3 separate regions of the Homo sapiens genome follow, and regions 2 and 3 are each linked to region 1. A link is a loop called in an ENCODE intact Hi-C map of the cell type or tissue named here. Cell type or tissue: A673. All regions are shown on one strand. Links, peaks and the distances in the headings refer to the core of each region. The heading gives the core; the rest is flanking DNA.

Region 1 (6,064 bases), core at 776-5,775:
TGGCCTATTCAGATTCACCATAGTCAAATTAATTTTATAGAAACTTAGCTTGTTTTTTAAAAACAACAATTGTTGTTTAACTGAATATGAGCATAGGCAAGATGTAAGAAGGTGGAAGAATAACACACATTTCACATTACTGAATTTTACTATAGTTCCCATAGCAGTTTATGTCATTGTAAGATACATAACTGAAACGAAAGAAAGACTTAAAATTCTGAAGGAGTACATTCAAAGTTATTTAATATTGGAGGCAGCTAATTGTCTCTACATCTAGGAAAATCAAAGTCATGCATTTAACTAAGGAAAACAGAATACTGAAGAATCTGAGAACTAGATTTGGAAAAAAAAATGTGTCTGATTTTAACCCATGTTTCTATTTAATCTATTGAATAAAATTTCACCCAATTTCTATTTAATCTCACACTGGAAAGTGGTGATATAACCTAAGCAATCCAGAATTTGTATTGTTCACTGACATTAGTTTTTAAGACTCTTCTCTAAGTTATAAAGCAATATAAAAATCTCGTGTTGGAGAAGAACATCTAAAGGATTTGGAGTGAAAGGAATAATGAGACAAAATTAAGCACATTTGAAAGCAGTGGAAGACAGCTGCTAACACATATGCCAGGAAAGTATTGTCTTTTTTAAAAAATCAAACTGTTGAGAAGTAACAGTTTAAAACTGTGGTTTGTTTTCATGATGATTTCATACATAAGCCACCAAAAACTTCCGTAAGTTGTCTGTACGTAGGAAACAGTAATTCTGTCCAAACTAATTTACAGAATTCACCCTGGAACATATTTTTCAATTGGGAAAATATTTTCATTGTTTGGAACTGTGATATAGAAAGTCATTCCTTTTATTATTTAGAATTGAGAATACATAAACTGGAAAACAAGAAGGAATACTTCATTGTTCTTAAAATGCCATTACATTTAATATTAGTGTAAATCAAAGAACATACTGCTATTCTTATTTTCCCTCCACCATACAAAATTACTGATGTTTACAAGTTAGGACACTTAGTAAGATAGGTTAAAAAAAAAGAAAAAAAATATATATAGTTTTCAGTCTACTCCATCTGGACTGTAATTTGCTACATCTGGTCAAGAAGATCAACCTACAAATATTTAACTTCTACTTATACAAACAGGAAATATTTAATTGAGTGCTTACTAGGAAATGCTTGTTCTAGTATTTTTATAGGCATTATCTAATTTCACCTCAGTAACTCTTAAAAGATACATTAACTCTTAAAAGATACATTATTCATCCCATCTTCTATAAAACTTGGGACCAGGGAGTTTAAGGAACTTGTCCTAGTTTGCACATCTAAAAGATAAGTACTGTGGTGATGGCTTGTGTTCTTACTTATAACTGTATAACTCCAAAATCTGTAGCTATAGTATTTATTTTCCTACAACTTCTTCCAATTGATGCTTAGAGATCCCTTATGTAGTTTCTATGCATTTGCAATTAAAATCCATTCTTGTACCTCTTACATGGCCCTTTCATTGCTTAATATCTCTATGTAATTTTTTTGGTTTAGGCTGAGGTGGCTTTTTTTTTTTTTTTTTTTTTTAAAGTTTGGCCTCTCTGAAACTAAGGTAGAATTACAGATCTTAGAATTGGAAGTAAGGATGAAGGGTATCCATTTGATAAACAGATCTCTTTGAATGACCATTCAATCAGGGCCTGAACATATCCAGTGATACAGCCCGTGCCTCTGGCAGCAGCCCGTTTCCATCCTCACACAACTCAGAGTGCCTGAAATTTCAGACTTTTATTGACTCTGGGTAGCATAGCATTGATCATTTGTAATCTTTTGGATGCCAATGAAATGAATGCCATTTCTTTTTTTTTTTTTTTTTGAGACTGAATGTTGCTCTGTCACCCAGGCTGGAGTGCAGTGGTGCAATCTCGGCTCACTGCAACCTCTACCTCCCAGGTTCAAGCAATTCTCTTGCCTCAGCCTCCCGAGTAGCTAGGATTACAGGCACCCGCCATCAAGCCCAGCTTATTTTTTTGTATTTTTAGTAGAGACAGGGTTTCACCATGTTGGCCAGGTTGGTCTTGAACTCCTGACCTCGTGATCCACCCGCCTTGGACTACCAAAGTGCTGAGATTACAGGCATGAGCCACCGTGTCCAGCCAATAAATGCCATTTCAATTTAGATATTATGTAGTGGATTTTCTGTCCCTCCTCTCTGGAGACTAACAGCTCTCATTTATTTCAGCTGTGATTCACATGAATACAAACTCTTTTCCTTCCTTCCTTCCTTCCTTCCTTCCTTCCTTCCTTCCTTCCTTCTTCCCTCCCTCCTTCCCTCCCTCCCTTCCTTCCTCCCCTTCTTCTTTTTTTTGTGTGTGTGGAGAGTGGGGTGGGGTAGGGAGTAAGGCCAGCCTAGTATTGTACTATTTCTCATGAAGAAATGAGAAAAATATCTTTTAACAATTTGTTAACAATTTTTGTCTATAGGATAGGTAAATATATAAAAAGATAGATATTCCATTTTACATTGTTGACCAGGTAATATGAAAAAAAAATGTGAGTTAGGCATGATGAGCTATTAATTATATATTTCCGCAGGGAATGTTCATTCTGGTAGATAAGATTGCAATAATTGACAGTGGGATGCAGGTTATAAGAGTAATTCAAGCAAAATGTAACAGGAAGCTCTCTGAGAATTTCTTGGCAGTTGCATTTGAACTAGCTTTAAGCGTGGCTCTATTCTGTAGCTGTTGGAGTCAGGAAAAATAGCAACAAAGGCCAAAGAGTGAATGAGCACAGTGCATGGTTTCCCGCATGATAGAGGACATGAGAAGTACTGGGATAGGGTCTAAATTTAAATGATAGTGACCTGACCTTTAGTGCTAAGTTAAAGAGTATGAATTTTATCCTCTGTTGAAATCATATTTTTGATGATAAAATGATAAAATGAAGAGGTCAGTAGGACAAATAGATAAAGCAAGGCAATCAATCACATGGCTAATATATGTTTCCTGATGTTAATAGCTGGAACAGAGGACAGGTCTACATTGCAGCTTTCTCTCTTCGGAAGGCACATCGCATTCTACATTTTTCTGGATGCTGATGAAAATTTCCTACTAAGTGTGCACCCGAAAAATCTAAAGCACTGATTCAGGACATACAGTTTTGGAGAATCCTCAAAAATTCTATCCCATGGGGGTGGGGTGTGTGTGTGTACATGTGTGCGTGCATTGAGCAAAACATATTTTTAAGAAGCCAATAATTAATTAGCTTCCAAGCACAAAAATGGACTTATATTTAATGTTATTTTTAATCTGAAAGTGTTCCTGTCACTAAAGTATAGGTATATTGTTTAGTATTTGCCTATTCACAGCAGAAGCAAACTGGAGAGCAAAAACAAATGAAAAATTGAAGTCAGATGGTAAAATTAATTTAATTCATGTTTTCATGAAAGCCTCATCTCAGTTTCTCTCTATATATCAGCTCCAAAATGCTTGAAAGAATTTAGGCAGTACAGTGAATCATTTAATGATCAAAAAGACATATTAAAATATTTCAAATAAAAGAGGCCTCAAGGAACCTAAGAGGTTAAACCGGATGTTTCCCCCACATTCCTATTTTGTTAGGTTCTGTGCTTATCCTTCTATCTAATGGCTTGGAACAAATGAAACCACTTTTAAAAAGTTTTTGTAAAATTAAATACATTTATACACAATATTGATCAGTCTAATCCATTACTACATGCAAATAAATTCTGCCAGATCAGTGTGTATAGACAAGTTATTTCACTTCCTCTCTTCTTTAGGACTGCACCATATTAAGTATGAAACCAGCAAATAGGAATATAACTCTCATTTTAATAAAATGCAGGCCGGGCACACTGGCTCACACCTGTAATCCCAGCACCTTGGGAGGCCGAGGCAGGAGGATCACTTGAGGTCAGGAGTTCGAAGCCAGCCTGACCAACATGGAGAAACCCCATCTCTACTAAAAACACAAAAATTAGCCGGGCATAGTGGTGCATGTCTGTAATCCCAGCTACTCGGGAGGCTGAGGTGGGAGAATCGCTTGAACTCGGGAGGTTGTGGTGAACCGAGATCCCGCCATTGTACTCCAACCTGGGCAACAAGAGCAAAACTCCATCTCAAAAAAAAAAAAAAAAAGTAAAATGCACACATTTTGGTTCCAATATATTTCTTAGTACCCTGAAGAATAAGCACTGATTGATAACTACAGCAGTCAATATAGTCAGGTTACCATGTACCAACAGTCTATGCTTATATAGTGCTTCACATTAATACCCAATGTTTTGCTTTGTTACCTTGCAGAAATGTTGGAATCCAACAATGTGATCACTTTCAATGGCTTGGCCAACAGCTCCAGTTATCATACCTTCCTTTTGGATGAGGAACGGAGTAGGCTGTATGTTGGAGCAAAGGATCACATATTTTCATTCGACCTGGTTAATATCAAGGATTTTCAAAAGGTATCAGTATTCTAATATATGCACTATAGTTATTTTGAAGCATCTCAAGTTATAGATAATTCTCTAGCTATTTAAAAGCATGATTACTGACAGAAAATTGTTTTGAATTAATAGTTTGTCTTTTCTGATGCAAATAAAAATGACAGTAATGAATCAATGGATGCAATAAATCAAAAAATATCAAGGATGAAACCACAGTATTTGCAGTAATCATTATAAGAAATATGAACTTCAGCTTACCCTTTCATATCTATTTTTCCTACATAAAAGTAAATACTTGAACCATCGTAGCAATACATCATAATTGACTTCATGAACTATTTATATGTGTGTAGGTATAAATTTATATTTCTCTGTATTTCCAGAAAATGAAGAGTTCATCTATCCATTACCCACATGCCTAATTTGGCATGCTATCAGTGTTTGTAAATAAAGTTTTATTGAAACACAAGCACTCCCATTCATTGACATATTGCCTATGTCTGTTTTTGTGCTACAACAGCAGAATTCAATAGTTACAAAGGGTATCAACTGGTCTACAAAAATGATTTACTATCTGGCCTTTTAAACAAAAAATTTGCCAAACCCTGATCTAGGAGATCAAAGTATCAGATTTTTAAAAATGTGGTCATGCAGACATCAGCAGGATATAAGTTCTATCTTTATTCTTTATAGTATTTCTGGCTCATTTCATTAATAAGCTATATTTTTGTTGTTGTTGTTGTTGTTTTTTGAGATGGAGTCTCGCTCTGTCGCCCAGGCTGGAGTGCAGTGGCGCGATCTTGGCTCACTGCAACTCTGCCTCCCAGGTTCACGCCATTCTCCTGTCTCAGCCTCCCGAGTAGCTGGGACTACAGGTGCCTGCCACCACGCCCGGCTAATTTTTTTTTTTTTTTTTTTTTTTTTTAGTAGAGACGAGGTTTCACCGTGTTAGCCAGGATGGTCTCGATCTCCTGATCAAGTGATCCGCCCGCCTTGGCCTCTCAAAGTGCTGGGATTACAGGTGTGAGCCACCGCGCCCGGCCTTTTATAAGCTATACAGTTTAACAGATATAAACATAGATTGACAAATTAGTGAAAATTGTGCTACTAAGTCTATATGTGTTGTGTCTAAGTGAACCATTTTATCACAGTCAGTATTTCTGATAATAATTATCTGAAGAATAAAGGTCTTTATGCAGTAGCTTTCATAAAGGTAATAGTAGAATTTCATTTTGGAATACATCCCTGTCTGTTTCTATTTGTATTAGTTTTACTTCTTAACATTGAGGGCTTTGAACTGGTATGCCCCAACTACTCACAACCAATAGCAGATTTGATGATAATTTTTAAGAAGTGACAGAATTTTTAAAAGCTTTTATTCTGGTTGGAGAGGGTTGCTTTTGGGATAAAATGCAGTTTTAAATTCAAAGCTGATTTACATTTTTAATAGAGTATAGCATAAACCTAAGACATTTTCTTTTCTTCCATTACCTGAACACTAAAAATCTGACCACAACATAAAGAAATTTGATTCATTATATATAGAGTCATATAAAATGGTAATACACTTATAATGTATTTTAGAATTGTGATATGCCAAC
Region 2 (6,064 bases), core at 552-5,551, 94 kb after region 1:
ACTATATTAATCATGGTTGTTTTTATCATTACTTAATTATCTATATTTATACCTACCTTCAATCTTAAAAAATAAAGCCACCCAATCTCCAATTATCCCTCCATGAATTTTTTCCTGCTTGTATATAACTCGTTCATAAGAATGAAGCATGAAATTTTTCCTGGTTTTACATAATTCATTAATAAGAAAGAGGCTTATGGTTTATAGTCATGTTCTCAGTAAGATGCCTGAATATCTCATTCTATGAACTTCTGCCACACTTAGTTTTCCTGCCTTATTCCAGGAACCCCAAAATTTAGTTCATTCCTTCTGTCTTCCATTAGTTATTAGAGAAAAATCACAGGTCTACCTATAGACCTCATTGAAATTCCAGGAGACCATGAGTTGTGTGACAACCTTTGTTCTGATCGATCCTATACTTCAAAGTGACTACTCAAAACATAAAACATACCTCAAATTACCTCAATCAGCATCTCTTCCCTCCTATGACAGCATTTCTGAATGTCCTATAATTTTCCATGTGGTAGTGACAAAGGCATGCTCCCTGCCTCCACGTTTGACCCTTCAGCCTTGGCTTTTAATGGCATTGATGTTCTTTGGTTAATTTAGCCAATTTACATTTCCTTTGCTATCTTTATCTCTTTTTCAGCACTGATTTCTTCCCCCAAGCTGAAATCTTACTTATCCCATGCAAAACTGTTCTCTCATGGTATGCCACAAAGTCCCAATATATCTAAGTTCATAGCCTGGTTAGGACTTGTTTCCTCAATGTTTCACTACCTTTACTTTAAACCTGGCATTCATCCAATAATTACTTCCATGAAATTATTCCTCCAAAGGACACTAATGATTTTCTATTACTTTTTATTAATCTCTACTTTGACAATGTCTCTTGCAGTATTTATCATTAACTAGCCCATTCTTTTTCAATCTCTTCTCTTAGCTTCCCTTATTTCTTGCTCTCCCAAGTTTTCTCTAAATTTGGCATAACTTCTTTATTCTTTAAAATGCTAATGATGCCTAACATAATTGATGATTGCATACAAACACTGTGGTAATCAAAGGGGATTAGACATGTAGTCAAATGTTCCTCTGCCACCAGGGATAGACGGGGTCTCATGGTACCTGGGTGACCATGTGAGAAATGTGATGCCTCACCAGGGAAATGAAAAGGTGCTGAGATGAAGAGAAGAGCATGTGCAGAACTCCAAAAACCCAGGGGAATATTCTAGAATATCCAATATAAATTATTAGACCTAGGATGTGTGCAGAGGCAAAATTAGTAGGAAAAAAAAACTCTCTTAACATTTCTATCTGGTTTGTTCTCAAACTGAAATATTTGTGTGGGAGGGAAAATGTTTGTTTTTCTATTTAGAAAGAAGACTTTGATCTACTAAGTACCCTAAAGGGCATAAAGGCTTTCTCTGTCCATGAGAAACAAAATCTCATTAGAAGATGGAATAACATAAAGGAGAGTATAGTATCCATTTCATTTTTATGGCCTTGGAGAAAAAAACCCATCAAGTTAAAGCTGCTTTTATGCTGCACACTCACATGTTGACAGCTGAGTCTGAAGAATTTACACTGTGGGAAAACACAGGCATTGTCCACAGCTCTGTACTTCATCTCTGAAAATGTGTAGTTCATTTGAGAATTCAGTTATCAGTCTCTCAGCACTAAACGTGAGAACTGATTTTTCCAAATTAGCACAAAGGTTACATCTGACAGGGTGCAAAAAACAGAACTGCTGCAAGATGGAAGATACAGATATGTTTGGGATAGAACCAAGGGACTCTGAATCACAAGCCTTGTGAAATTAAATACCATTACAGAATAAAATTGAAAACAATGTTTACACATTCATGCATAAAATAAATGAGTTTTGAGGCATCAGCATAGACTATACAATCATACGTGTTCCAGAATTAACACATTGCTTTGCAAAGTAGTTTTTAAAGGTCTTCAGGAATATTAAAATTAATTTCAGCATAGGACTTTATTTTTCTCAAATCAGTTCAACTCTTTTGGAAGAATCAGTTCACCTATTTTAGATGACTTTTAATTTTTGTTCCTGGTAAGGAAAAGCAAACAACCAAACAGTTCTCTAAAATTGTAACTTGAAATATCTTGATTTTTTAAAATGGAGTTTCACTACTTTCATAATTAGAAAATTTATATGATAATGCCAATAAATGTTTAAATTCAGTTTTAGCAGGAAAATTTAGGAATGAATAACACTTTCAGATTAAGAAACTTCAGACAATGGAGTCTGTTGTGTATTTTACATTTTAACATGTAATAACGTTCTTAAAACATCTTCATTAGTTACGATAAACCCTAATTTAGGGTTTCTAAATGTTATAACAATGTTTTATTTCAGAAAATATACTGCTAGGGGTTTGGCATGATGTACCAGTATTTTTTTCTTGTACTACATAAATTCTCTCAGTATTATATGATTTCAAATTTCAATTCCAATTTCAGCTTAATGTGGAAATAAAGTAAAATTGTTCTGTGTATATTTATAGTAAGGAAACAAATAAGTTTATGCTGCTGTTATCATAATGATATCTTAACATTTAGTATGAAAATACTACTACCTAGTTATTGTCCATATTAACCATTCATTAGAGCAGTTTATTTTTCTAGCTCACATTTATTTTTCTTATTTGATGGAGACTGTTTTCCAATATTGTTTATGTCTTGGAGTAATAGTGGGATGATACATGATTTGGAAGAAAGACTATCTTTAGAATGAGGCAGGGTTTCACTTTACTTTGGCCCTTACATTAATAAAATGAACAGAGGTACTACCTATCTCCTATAGTTGTTGTGGAAAAACGACCACATATTAATGTATAAAAAACACTGAGCAAGTTCTTGGTATGTAGTAAGCACTTAATAAATGCTAATTATCTGAGTATCCTTTATCCCACTTCTGTTGGGTGGAGCACGCTTAGGAAGCTTGGCCTGACTCACTCTGTGAGTGATTATATTTGAGTCAGGGTGAAAGGGCAGCCAGAGTCGGGTTTAATATATGAAACCACATGGATCCCAAGGCCTGGGGAACACAAACAGACCTAATTACAATGCCTGGAGTGTGACGCCTTCCCACTCATTTCAGGAAGACCTGTTTTCTTTTAGTGGAATTTCCTAAAAGGATCGTGCCTGTAGATAGACTAACTCACTTGCTCTTTTTCTGTAATTGAAATGGTATGCAAGTCATCACTTCACTTCCTCTCACTTGTAATATTCATACCCTGATGGCCTGCCCTTATTGGAATCAGCGTAGCTTCCTCTGTGGTCATGTACTAGGATATTTCGTACTCTCTTAAGATTCAAATTTCTCCACAACATGCGCTTTTAGAAAACTAGACCCAGTGATGAAACATATGACTGCAAATAAACTATGAATACGCAAGTTAACATTACACGTTACCAGATACCCAATCTCAAATCACTTGTACACTTGTACAGCTCTTTTAATACACTATTTCGATCTTACTATCTTTGGAGACATAAAAAACGTCAGAGTATCCAATTGCATTTTCTTTAATAACTAAAACAGATCATCTAGTTTTGCATAAAGTCAGACTTAACGATGATGTCATTTTTGATTATTTCTTTGGCTTAAGCAAGTTATAGTATTTTGCTGACCTTTGGGGAAAAAGCCCTCTATAAGCCTGTTTTATGGTTATTTGAGCAGATGAGTGTTAGAGAAGCTGAGTGATCATTCAGTTAAAACAACAGCAACAACAAAGGTCCTCTTAGTTTTTATAGTCAATGAAAGAAGAAAACAAGAATGCAGTATTTTAAAACGTTTGAATTATGTATTCTATGAGTAAGTAGTGTATGCATTAGCTAGCAATTCTGGAGTATCAATGTATAAAGTCACAGAAATAAAATGAGAATACTTAAGGTATTTTCTTGAAATTATGCTGAAAATTCAAATATGCAAACTTTAGAATAATAGTTATGTCTATACCTAAACACAACTTAGTAGTTTTGTTTCCTCAAGAATCTATTACTCAGAAACATTTTCGTCCCAACAAATAATGCACAGCCATTATAAATGTATCTTTTTAAACAATAAATATACACCATGAAATTATTCTACTCTCTAAATAATAATACATTTAATCAAATCACTAAATACATCTTTTTTTCATAAAGAACTAAAAGTTACCAAAATATACCATCACTTGATATCCTTTATCAAGGACATACTTTCTCTGTCACTTTTTGTCTAAGGAACATAAAGACTTTTAGCAAGTTTTTTGAAATTACTAATAAGGAAATATGAATAAAGCTTTGGAATAAAAATTAACTCATTAATGGCAATATATTTGAAAACTGGTTTTATTTTTTCCGGGCTTCTAAGAAAAGTGACCTGAATAAAATTGTTCACATTTTCCATTTGAATTTTTTTAATGTTGGGCTAAAACATACAACTCTCAGATGTGGCATATAGGCAGAAAATTTTGAATTTCTTACTTTGAAATTAACAGTTGATGAGAGTAGGAATCTAAGATTTAGAAGTATTATTATATTTTCTCAAGGTAATCCTGCTTTTTAAATGAAAGTTGATCAAAAAATGAGACAATATATTGGACAATTCTTTATATCAAAGGCAGCTTCCTTTTTCCTCTTGTTTTTTACATTTTTTTCTCTCTTGTCTCACCATCAGTTTAATGAATACACAGCCTGTCTATACCAATTTCCTCTTCTAGAGTCACTACATTCAAAGCTTGGTGGGTCTCAATAGGGATTTACTGCTGACTGGGTAATCTGGGTTCCTGTGTGCAGTGACATCAAGCAAGAGATTTACCAAGAGAAGTGGATGCCATGACAATGCATGTAACCATGGTGTGACCGGCCTCCCTGACATGGCTCTCAAAAGCTTTCCCTCTGTGAAAACAGAAGCCTGTTTGCAAATTAATTAGTTTCTGGCGGCAGCTTGATTGTTGACCCAGAGTTTGTAGAGTGGAAAAACAATCAGATTAGTGTGCTCAGGGTAAAAGACCAGTGTGCACTTGCGTGTGGCTTGCTCAACTATTGAAGCTATGAATGGGGTGAAACAAATTCTATTCTGAGAAGCCCAGGCAGAGGTTAAGTGTGATGAGCCTAGAGCTCCCCAACAGCAGGGGCTGGGGAATTAAAGGATTTTACCCAGATCAAGCTGAATGATGGGAAGCAATGCCATTGAATTTTAATGGAATGGAGAGTTTTGACCAGAAAAAAAAAAAAAAGCCACTTGTTATACCCTAATCACTCTGAGTGAAAGGAATGGGTTTACAATATTATGAAATATTCAATGCAGGTTTGATGCAAATACTTTCAGAATAGAAGATTTCAGGAACTTTCACAGTGGAAGATATTAATGACAATATCTCAAAAGGTCATATAATATTTAAATTTTTTAAAGTTCCAAAATAACCTGCCTTTCCATGTTGATAAAATATGTGTTCATATATCTACTCTACTATTATATAAGATATAATTCTCAGATGCCCTATAAAATGAATACTGAGACAGAGGGAAATGTTGACTTATGAGAATATATTTTCTCATATTTATTTTTACAAATATCAATTTAGATAATTATACCTAGAAATTGTGTCTGCAGGCTTAGCACAAATTCTGGATGCAATTTTTTATTAATTAAAATTTATTTTAATAAAGTTATTGATTATGCTTAATTTTATAAGTTGCATAACACTTTAAGCCATATGTACATTTTTTAGATATAACTGATAGATTTCTCCCTAAATACAGCACTGATTACTATCACAATACTCTCCTGTTCAAAAATCATTTATGTCTCTCAATTTACAAGCAAATTGAATCCAGATTCTGCTGCCTGTCAAGTCCTTTATCATCTAATCCTAAGTGACCTCTCCAATATTAAACTCTACCATACTCAAATCAAATAGAGCTGGTGGCCCTCAAATTTGCTGTCTTTTTCATATAGCCTTACCATTTGCCCATGGGATTTTAAGTGTTTCCACCTTTGAACCCCAAGACCAGATAGATGTATGTTTGTAGTTATCACAGGGCCTAACAT
Region 3 (6,064 bases), core at 772-5,771, 160 kb after region 1:
GTGTTGAGCCCAAAGTTTTTTCAAATGTAAGCACCAAAATTTTGCCCCTTCCCATATCATAGGAAAGGGCACACTCCATCACAGGCAATACAATAGGGTACTGAGAAGTCAGAAGCAATGGTTCCTGCCTCTGGCCAATCTGGAACACATGGTAATAAAGACATTTTGGTATATGAGTATTATATACAGTAAAGGTAAAAAAGCAAACTTGCAAAGAACAAAACTTGTAGCTTTGAACATTACATTGGTTGGTGTATTACTGTCTTCATCTTTCCTTTGTTTTACACTTAATAAAAGACACTTGTTTCAGTCAAATATTTAGAACTTGCTCTTGCTCCATTTTAAACTGCCATCTTGTCTAGAAGGCCTTTAAAGAAATTAGCAATAAAGGGATGATTTTTTTAAACCCTTAATTTATCTCTGAGAAGTTATATATAAATAAACTCTTTTTTAAGAGAACAAGAGATTTAAAAGACAAGATAGTTTTTGTCACAGCAGTAAACTCTTTCCACAGCAACAACTATATATTGGTTCAACGGCTGGGGTTGCCCAGCTCCCTTTACACCGGTGTGATATTTACGGGAAAGCGTGTGCTGAGTGTTGCCTCGCCCGAGACCCTTACTGTGCTTGGGATGGTTCTGCATGTTCTCGCTATTTTCCCACTGCAAAGAGGTAGGAAAAATATTCAAAATAAATGAAATGTTTGCTAGTTATCCTATCTGATTCCAAGTTTGAAATAGCTTTCTTCAAATAAGTGCATCAACTTTTTCTAATGAATAAAAAGATTTGGGAGCAGATGGAGGGGATTGTTGCGTTTTGTTTTTTCTCTTCTCTTCAAATAGTTAAAACAATCAGAAAAAAAGTCACAGAGAAAGTCATAAACAGAATCTAGACTGAGTCTTGTCCCTTTAGACCAAAATACTCTGTTTTCCAAACATGTTCTTCTATTTCTATCCAGCAACATTCTGTCTCATTTTTAAACTTTAATAAGGCAATTTATGTCTCTGGATGAACAGAAAATGATCAGAGAAAGGAATTTATTTTCCTTTAGAGTCTTAGGTAGTACACAGGGGCCTAATTATAAAAAGTCCAGAAGAATTTATTTCTAGTTTTGAAAATATTACATTTTAATATGTGATATATGTAATTTTGATTAACATCACAAAATACGTCTATTTGTTTCAAGAAAATTTAAGTGTTATTATATTATTATAGCATCACCTTGCATTTGCAGTGTCTGAACTTGAAACATAAAACCATGTAGTAAAATATCTATCTGTGCATATGCAATATATATGTATATGTGTATATCTATATGTATATGTGTATATATGTATATGTGTGTGTGTGTGTATATATATATATATATTTTTTTTTTTTTTTTTTTTTGAGATGGAGTCTCACTCTGTCACCAGGCTGGAGTGCAGTGGCACAATCTCGGCTCACTGCAACCTCTGCCTCCCAGGTTCAAGAGATTCTCCTGTCTCACCCTCCCGAGTAGCTGGGACTACAGGCGTGCACCACCATGCCCAGCTAATTTTTGTATTTTTAGTAGACACAGGGTTTCACCATGTTGGCCAGGATGGTCTCGATCTCCTAACCTCGTGATCCTCATGCCTTGGCCTTTGAGAGGGATTACAGGGATTACAGTCGTGTGCCACTGCGCCCAGCATATATATACATATATATCTCTTAAACATACTCTTGATAATACTTAAAAGTATTTTTTTGGACATGCTTGAATAAAAGTTGCTAAGATAACTCTTTCTTCATTTGACAAAATAGCCCTTTCAAAAACATATCCTTTACTACTCACTGAAGGATGTCTTTCTCTTTCAACATTTAGCAGGGTTTAGGAAATGAGAATGGTGGATGAAATTAACATACAGTATCTCGTTAATATGAGCCCAAAGATTAACAGCATGTATATCAACCTATTGAAATATAAAATGGAACCAGCTTTATGAAACCTCTGCATTTTAGAAGCAATATAATTTGATTTCTTTATTGTTTATTATAGCTATTTTTTTCAAAGAAGCTATGAATGTAGATTTTCATAGCTAATGAGGTATGTCCTACAACATTTGTATCAGTTTGAATATTTGGTAAAATATTTGAGCAAAGAAATGGCCCTAATGCCTACTTAAATCTCTTGATTACACACTTTAGATAACATTGACTGAGTGTAAAATCATCTACAATTTAGTCTGTTATATAAGTAGTCCAAAGGATTAAAACACAGTATCCTGTTAATAATATTAAATGTATACGCAGTATTATATCATATAAGAAATACAATTATTAAACCTTTAACATTCAGAATTGAGGTAACATGTTCGTATTACTTTTATATAACCATTCATTTTGTCGAAATTTCAAATTTAAAATAAAACTTATTGTGGAGATAATGTCTGTTCATTAAAGAAACCGTAGGTAATTTAAGGAATAGCAATATGCAGTCTTTACAGCAGTAACATTAAATTTTTTAAGATTAAAAGTTAATGCTTCTCAAAAACATTTAACTCTAGGTGGCTATTATCTTACTTTAAAATGTGGAATTCAGCCCGACACCGTGGCTCACACCTGTAATCCCAGCACTTTGGGAGGCCAAGGCAGGCGGCTCACGATGTCAAGAGTTTGAGACCAGCCTGGCCAGCATGGTGAAACCCCATCTCTACTAAAAATACAACAATTAGCCATGTGTGGTGGCGGATGCCTGTAATCCCAGCTATTTGGGAGGCTGAGGCAGAAGAATTGCTTGAACCCAGGAGGCAGAGGTTTTACTGAGCTGAGATTGCATCGCTGCACTCCAGCCTGGGTGACAAAGCAAGACTCTGTCTCGAAAAAAAAAAAAAAAAAGTGGAATTCGTGTTTGAACTAAAATGAGTATTATTTCTTCTTCATGTGAAAGTTTATAATATTACCTAATTTAGTAATAATCTATTTGAATTTTAAGCTCTTCTTAATAAGGAAAGAGATAAAAAGAAAATCAACACATCTATAAGTTAAAACCTATATGTTATTACATATTTGAAAAGTATTTATTGTATACCTACAATTCAAGATTGAAGGAATTTTCATTAGCACATTTTTGTTATGCCTTACAGATTTTACTTAATCCAATTTCATGAGTGACACGCTGTCTTTAAAAAGGATGTTTAGAAGCCTCATGATTTATATATTCTTTGTGATGGCATTTTTCAAAATCTTAAATGGCAGTGAAAAATGCCTTCCCAAATGCTTTGTAGTTCGTGTTTCACAAGTTCTCTTGTTGGCTCAATTTTGAAATGTGCAACATCTGTTTGATAGTTTCACTAATTCTACAAATAGAAATCTATAAATACTTTAGACTTCTAAATTTATGAATACAGTAACAAATTCCATATTTGCAATTCTCAACGGCCTTTGTGAGAGTTCTTTTTAGGGATGGTAACTAATTTTGCAGCAAGACAATACCCATTAAAATAGCAGCAGCAAACACTTGGGCAAGTGTCCCCCAATCTTTTCCAGTCTGTTACACATAGCCAGTCTCCATTTTTAGCCTCTTCCTGGAACTTCACATCTTTGTTGCACCGCAGTGACTACAGCCTACCTCCTCCTTCCCAGGCAACCATTAGCAAAATGTAGAAAAAGGATACCCACAACGTGCTGCAGCTCACATGTGATCTGGGGGTAGAATGTAGAAGAAATCGTTTGATTTTTATAAGCAAACTTTGCTTTTCTCTTAAATGTAAGTTCATTTATTCTCTCTCTCATTCCTCTGGCAAGAGGAGGCCTTGCCCTTAAGTTCAACATTTATTGTTGCTTTTATTCACTTCACAGGTAAATTGGTTTGCAATCATAGCCATATGATCATAAAATAAACTGTTTTAAAAAAGAACAGGTTGATATGGCCAGGCGCAGTGGCTCACGCTGTAATCCCAGCACTTTGGGAGGCCGAGGAGGGCGGATCACAAGGTCAGGAGATCGAGACCATCCTGGCTAACACGGTGAAATCCCGTCTCTATTAAAAATACAAAAAATTAGCTGGGCATGGTGGCGGCTGCCTGTAGTCCCAGCTACTCAGGAGGCTGAGGCAGGAGAATGGCATGAACCCGGGAGGCGGAGCTTGCAGTGAGCCGAGATCACGCCACTGCACTTCAGCCTGGGCGACAGAGCGAGATTCTGTCTCAAAAAAAAAAAAAGAAAGAAAGAAAAAAAAAAAGGATAGGTTGATACAATAACCAAGAAAAGAAATTTTAAAACTAGCTTAAAAATAGAATTTCTAGTCTTAATATTATAAAATTTAGCAAAAGTCTATTTAAATAATTATGTGTAAGCATTTAGAGAAAGAGAACATTCATGTGAATTATAATTTTCAAGCTTATTCCTTCATTAATAATCAGAAAAAAAGTTTAATTTACCCTTTATTGAAAAAAATGGATTATTATTTTAAATTTTGTGCTTTTTCCACAGAAGTTAGGCCTTGAGTTTCTAGACATTAGATTGTTACTGACTGACATCTGGTAGTGAAAAAGCCATGAATTCTCTGTTATCACTATTTTAAAGACTTTTAACATGTTGTTAGTACATTTGGATCTTGTTTCCCATTTTGATCATCTTGGAGACTGCTCTTACAGGTATAATGAACTGTTTTTTAAAAAAATCTTTTAGTTGGATGTAGATTCATCTGTTCCTGTAAGTTACTAGAGTCTATGATATATATATATATATTTTATTTCTCTTCATTCTTATGACAAATTCCTAGAAGGGAAAAATAAGGATACAATAACACCTTTTAAATGTAATTGCTTCAGACGCACAAGACGACAAGATATAAGAAATGGAGACCCACTGACTCACTGTTCAGACTTACACCATGGTAAGTCACATTTTTCATCTTTCAACCTGCTAAGACCAGGCTAAAATCATAATAATGCATATTCATGCATATGCATGCAATGTATGCATCTCTCAGAATACTTAAAGAAATGCAGCCGAAGAGAAGTAAAATCTTACAGAAAGAAAATCCTAAAGAACACAAGGCACTGAATTATGTTTTATTATCATAAATTATGTTTTATTATGATGATAAATTCAAAATTTTAGATGCTTACAAGGTTTAAAGCTCAACTTTCTTATATTAACAAAAAGAAGCCATGTTTAAGTACTTCATTTTGTATATAGTAGCAACCTGAGATGAGTAGGGAATGGAAATGTACATTAAAATATACCAAAGCAAAAACTACAGTCTTAAAATATGCCTTAAAATGATTCATTTATATGCTCATGATATAAACCTAATATATCATTATTGGGTATCCTAGTCAAGCAGAAGATAATGTGGATATCTTTACACTGAATTACTAGTAGGGTATTCCCTTACACTGGGCATTTTGTACCAAATTCATTTTTTGCTTCCTAAAATATGTCAGAGCCTATTTAATGTCAAAGTTGCTTAGTAAATGCAGAAACATCAACCAACCTTCACTTAAAATGCAGTAAAATTGTAGTGATGCCCCACTTTCCATAATTGAAACATTATGCCATATTACTATGGAAATAATAATGAGGTTATGCTTCCCTCTGCTGGGGGAACTTATCAATGACAATACTGCTAATGAACATAGTTAAAAATGGCTGAAATGTACAATGTAAACATTGTCACTTAACATAATTATTCTATTAATTTTTTTGATGCCATTTATTCTAAAAGTAGTTAATATTTATCAGTTGACTTTTCTTTGATTTACTAATTTTATGTGTGGAATATTCATGTTTATGGATTTTAATAAAACATTACCACACATAGAACCCCAGCATACATTCCAAAACTTACTTTCTAAAATTCAGATCCCCCTTTGGCATAAGCTGGATGGGCTGGTATTTGATTTACGAATGCTCACGGGATTGTTTGGGGAATCCTACTACCAGGAGACGGGTAACCATGAATAAAGCCAGTGTTTCGGAACCACTTTGATTGCAAATTTTCTCACCAGGGACTTTCCTATCTGTGATTATCTTTACTATAAATAAGAAAGAGACCACAAAACTGGAGTAAATGTTACGACTGTCCCTGCATTAG

The links. Hi-C counts contacts between places; a loop is a spot of excess contacts. Peaks named below come from ENCODE experiments on the same cell type or tissue, not always from the same donor. Only the 100,000 strongest peaks of a DNase experiment are listed, where the experiment ranks them.
Region 2: it touches region 1 in a loop (2.2-fold over the local background); 2 of 110 quality-filtered maps call a loop at or near these places.
Region 3: a loop joins it to region 1, with 7 times the contacts of the local background. A loop is called at or near these places in 2 of 110 quality-filtered maps.

What each region holds. Positions count from the first base shown.
Region 1 is chr7:84,133,211-84,139,274 of GRCh38, reverse strand. It overlaps SEMA3A (semaphorin 3A), which reads left to right. Exons shown (of 17, transcript NM_006080.3): 2 at 4,324-4,481. Among named protein-coding and RNA genes, the nearest start is that of SEMA3A, 59 kb to the left of the region's middle. In A673, for the core only: no CTCF peak of the experiment used is centred there; DNase peaks (open chromatin) are centred at 1,244, 1,744, 2,244 and 2,704; H3K27ac peaks cover 4,418 bases.
Region 2 is chr7:84,039,409-84,045,472 of GRCh38, reverse strand. All of the region lies in intron 6 of SEMA3A (semaphorin 3A), which reads left to right. Among named protein-coding and RNA genes, the nearest start is that of SEMA3A, 150 kb to the left of the region's middle. In A673, for the core only: no CTCF peak of the experiment used is centred there; DNase peaks (open chromatin) are centred at 3,162, 3,622 and 4,792; H3K4me3 peaks cover 604 bases; H3K27ac peaks cover 4,013 bases.
Region 3 is chr7:83,975,929-83,981,992 of GRCh38, reverse strand. SEMA3A (semaphorin 3A) reads left to right here. Exons shown (of 17, transcript NM_006080.3): 14 at 515-672; 15 at 4,797-4,861. Among named protein-coding and RNA genes, the nearest start is that of SEMA3A, 220 kb to the left of the region's middle. In A673, for the core only: a CTCF peak has its summit at 5,565 (motif pointing left); a DNase peak (open chromatin) is centred at 5,542; H3K27ac peaks cover 880 bases.